Regions from separate parts of the Homo sapiens genome. Here region 2 is linked to region 1. Evidence: read pairs that join two places in POLR2A ChIA-PET (ENCODE). Cell type or tissue: OCI-LY7. All regions are shown on one strand.

What was found. Peaks named below come from ENCODE experiments on the same cell type or tissue, not always from the same donor. Only the 100,000 strongest peaks of a DNase experiment are listed, where the experiment ranks them.
Region 2: POLR2A ChIA-PET joins it to region 1 with 10 read pairs; 5 of 35 experiments call an interaction of 5 or more read pairs at or near these places.

The regions. Positions count from the first base shown.
Region 1 is chr13:27,331,468-27,333,967 of GRCh38, reverse strand. No RefSeq gene overlaps it. Among named protein-coding and RNA genes, the nearest start is that of RASL11A, 62 kb to the right of the region's middle. In OCI-LY7, no CTCF peak of the experiment used is centred here; no DNase peak of the experiment used is centred here.
Region 2 is chr13:27,237,815-27,240,314 of GRCh38, reverse strand. No RefSeq gene overlaps it. Among named protein-coding and RNA genes, the nearest start is that of LINC00412, 1.8 kb to the right of the region's middle. In OCI-LY7, no CTCF peak of the experiment used is centred here; no DNase peak of the experiment used is centred here.

The sequences.
Region 1 (2,500 bases):
CTTGGCTCACTGCAAGCTCCGCCTCCCGGGTTTACGCCATTCTCCTGCCTCAGCCTCCCAAGTAGCTGGGACTACAGGCACCCACCACCACGCCCGGCTAATTTTGTTTTTGTGTTTTTAGTAGAGACGGGGTTTCACCATGTTAGCCAGGATGATCTCCATCTCCTGACTTTGTGATATGCCTGCCTCCACCTCCCACTCCCAAAGTGCTGGGATTACAGGCGTGAGCCACCGCGCCCAGCCAACATTTTTAAAAGTCAGATTAGATAACCTGATCTCAGTTTTGTTGATATGTGACTAGATATATATATATGTATGTGTATATATATATATATATATATAAATGTGCTTAAAATGCATAGAAAGGGGACTGGAGAATTGCACATTGAGCAGTCTGTGGGAACAGAAACATTTGTATATCATTGGATCTATTACTAGAAGAATGTATTACTTATGTAATATATGTGTGTATATATGTATACATACATACATGCATATGCATGCAAGAGAGAACAGCAACTTCAAATTGTATAATTGTATTACAGTTCCACAATGCTTATAGGTTATACTTCCACTATTTATATAGTCGTATTATCACTCCTAGAGACTGATAATTGTTATTACCCTTTTTTTTTTCTTTTTTTTTTTTTTTGAGACAGAATCTCACTCTGATGCCCAGGCTGGAGTGCAGTGGCGCGACCTCCACCTCCTGGGTTTGAGCGATTCTCATGCCTCAGCCTCCCGTGTAGCTGGGATTTTAGGCACATGCCACCATACCCCAGTCATTTTTGTATTTTTAGTAGAGATGGGGTTTTACCATGTTGGTCAGCCTCGTCTCGAACTCCTGACTTAAGGTGATCCTCCTGCCTCAGCCTCCCAAAGTGCTGGGATTACAGGCATGAGCCACTGCATCCAGCCTTCTTCTTCTTCTTCTTCCTCTTCTTCTTCTTCTTCCTCTTCCTCCTCCTCTTCCTCTTCTTCTTCATCTTCGTCTTCGTCTTCATCTTCATCTTCTTCTTTTTTTAAACACAGATGGGGTCTCACTATGTCACCCAAGCTGATCTCAAACTTCTGGCATCAAGAGATCCTCCTGTCTCAGCCTCCCAAAGTGCTGGGATTACAGGCATGAGCCACCATGCCCAGCCATTACTACTCTTTAGCTTACAGACTTCTGGGGACTTTGTCTTTCCTTTACTGCAATTGTTCTCAACTTTGGATGCACATTAGAATCACCCAAGAAGTTTCAAATCTCAATGCCTCAGGCCACATCCTGGACCAATTTCATTCAGGATCTCAGTGGGTGAAACTGGCAGCAGCATTGTTTGAAACTCCCTGTGTGATTTCAATGGGTAATCAATGTTGAGAAACACTGCTTTATTCTGTAAACTCAAGAGCAGGATCTATGTCTGGTTGGTCTTTTTGGCTTCAAAGCTCCTAAGTTAGTGATGCATATTAATATATAATATAATGAAGAGATCTAGACTTTCCTATATTCCCAAAGAGACAACCAGGAATTGAGTAACATGTTAGAACTATCAAGAACACGGCACCCAACAGACAGCAGTCACACTCCTACACTCCTGCTGGTGTCTCCAGTGGGCCAATGGACCTCTTGGACATGCATATTTTTTGCAAACACACACACACACACACACACACACACACACACACACACACACACGCTGAGTTCTTCCTCTGTCCCTAAGAATTTGGTGTTGGCTTTCTTGGGTCAGGCGATAACCCAGTAAAGAAAAACAGAAGCCCTCAGCCAGCTGTTCCATTAATTGATGTCAACGAGAAGATCATAAAATTAATCTCTGAATCATCACTGAGCAGAAGGCCACCTGTCAGGAATCCCTCTTCCTCCTCATTCCTGTGTCCCACAGTTGATGACATGATTTTGGAGATAGTTTCAAACTGTAACTGGCCTTTCCTTGGGACTCGTTAAAAAGACCTCATGAAAAGAGAATGCTGAAAAATTGAAGTTCTTCAGATATATAGTCATCCCTCAGTATCCATGGAGGATGGGTTCTAGGACTTCCCTGGGCCACCAAAATCCAAGGATGCTCAAGTCCCTGATAGAAAACAGCATCATATTTGAATATGACTTACACACATCTCCCCAAATACTTTAAATCATCTCTAGATTACTTATATCTAATATAATGTAAATACTATGTAAACTGTTGCTGTACTGTATTTTTTAGGGAACAAATGACAAGAAAAAGAAGTCTATACATGTTCAGCACAGGTGCAATTTTTTTCAAATATTTTTGATCCAGAGCTGGTTGAATGCACAGATATGGAACCCATGGATACCCATGGCCAAGTGTATTCTGAGTTTTTTTGTAAGGATGATGCCAGAGGCTACTTCTTTCCACCTGCACAGCTAATGTTTCTGGCTTCAATGGTCTTATCTAAAACTTGATAGCTTTAAATATTATTGATCCCTGGCCCTACCAAGCTTGTTTTAAAAGGGTCAATGCTGAGGGCACAGGGT
Region 2 (2,500 bases), 94 kb after region 1:
GAAAAATGTCACTGCAATGACAGCTAAAGTAATGAGGGTTAGAAATACTGTGAATAATTGAAAAACATATCATGAAGAATAATTGTGTAAAATAATCTTTTCCATCAAACTTTTTTTTTTTTTTTTTTTTTTTTTTGAGACAGAGTCTTGCTCCGTCACCCAGGCTAGGGTGCAATGGCGCCATCTCGGCTCACTGCAACCTCTGCCTGTTGGGTTCAAGCGATTCTCCTGCCTTGCCCTCCTGAGTAGCTGGTGGCACCCACCACCATGCCCAGTTAGTTTTTGTATTTTTAATAGAGACAGGGTTTTGCCATGTTGGCCAGGCTGGTCTCAAACCCCTAACCTCAAGTGATCCACCTGCCTCGGCCTCCCAAAGGGCTGGGATTACAGGCATGTGCCACCGTGCCCGGCCCCATCAAACTTTTTATTTGAGATCCTGAAAAACAGCAGAATGAACAAGACAAAAATCTATTTTTTATTTTATTTTTATTTTTTGCTACTTATCCTGAAGTTCTAAAAATCTGTTTTTTTAATTGAGCAAGGCAAAGATTGTGTTCTTCCTTCCAAAATCTGATTCTTATCTGAAAAGCATAAGGCATAAACAGGCTTGTAACCATGTAATTGGACATTCAAATTGAATCCTAACCCCCTAGTACACGTCCTCATTGTCCGCAGCCAGATTTTTCTGTCTCAATCCTGATTTTTGTTCCAGACTTCAAAAATGTCTTCAGCTGCTCTAGACTCTAAGGCCAGTACAACATGAGGCAGAACCGAATCAAATACTAGAAGTATTCAGATGGGAAATGTGTTGAAGTGGTGAAGCAGTTGGGGAAGTCATTGCAGTGGTTTATAGAGGCCCAGTTATATTTCAAGAATAAAGCACAATTTGGAATGTGGAAACTGCTTCACTGTCAATATTAGACTTTTGACGTAGATGGGAAGTATTTAGTAGACTGTTAGGACTTGTAATGAATTCAGAGAGACCAGCTGGTCAGTTGAAGTCAACAATGTTCACTCCTAATAATTATATTAGTTTTTCTAGCTAACGCCACCTGGAGCTATGCACATATTTTCCTGGCAAAGTTACTTTTTGTATTTGTAAAGAAGGAAGGAAGAGGTTCACCCTCTGATCCCACACAATTGCTTCTTAATGATTTTAGGTGAAGGCAGACAAACAAATTTCACTTCTGTTGTTAGCCTTGATTGATTGGTTGATTATGGCTACCTGGACCTCAGTTGAGAAGCTTCTAAGGTTAATTTCAGGCTCATTGAAAATTAAAGATTATGAATACCTGATGTGCTCCCTGGGAAGAAAAGCACCTGTATATTCTGTATTTTTGTCACCTCTGATTTAGATAACTAGTAGTAGAAATAATTTTACTCAAAGAGGCAAGGGCCTGCACAGGAATGGGAACAGTCCAGGAGATTGGATGGGGGACATGGCTTGTAAGGGGGTACTCTGGAAGAGAGGGGTCCCTATACCAAAGCTAGTAAGAAAGAAGATATCTTTTTCCATGGTGGGAAAAAAGCAAGAGTTTTGGAGCCAACAGACTAGTTTCCAGCTCTGTTCTACAGCTTTCTGTAAGCCTATTTCTTTGCCTTTAAAATGGAGGCACAAATAATTGTTTAGAAGGGGTTTGGATTTATACTACCACATGAGACAATGAATGTAGAACATCGTTTCTATTTTGTCCGGTACCTGGCAGCTGGTGGATACAAAGTGTATCCTGCTGTCCTTGGCCATTTCTCTCCTCCTAGCCCAGCCAAACTCAGAAGTCTGGTCTGTGCAGTCCTGAGTGTCACAGACTTGCAAGGGATCTGTGAGTCAAAACTGTTTTCATAATAATGCTAAGGCATGATATACTTTTACTTTTTTACCCTTGAGTCAAAATTTTTTTTTTTCTTTTTCCTTTTTAGAGCCAGGGTCTCGCTATGCCGACCAGGCTGACCTCAAACTCTTGGGCTCATGTGACCCTCCCGTCTCAGCCTCTCTAGTAGCTGGAACTACAGGCAAGAGTCATAGAGCCCAGCATCCATATCTTGTTAATGTATTTTATGTGACAAAGCAGGAAGTATGCATACAGCGCTGTAACATTGTGCTTTCCGATCAGTATGATGGTTGGCTGGAGGAAAAGTACTTGGCTATTGTTTGACTTGACAGCTGAACTTAGCCACCACTTTATTCCATTGAACAGTTTTTACGTGATAGATTGACAAACTATGGTGCTTCAGACTTGGATATTTGGCAGACATTTTTGAAAAATGAACTAAACCAGATTGCCACTTCAGTGAAAACAACTGATGATGTTTGTTGCCAATGAAAATTTGAGCTTTTAAGTGAAAATTCGTATTTTGGAAAACTTGTATCCACAACTGTGAGCTTTAGGGCTCCCCAAAACTTAGATACTTTTCTGATGAGATCAGTGATGATATTAACAAATATGTTTTGTTTTACTTTGTATAAAAAATGTGTCAGTATTTGGATGATCTGCATAACTGA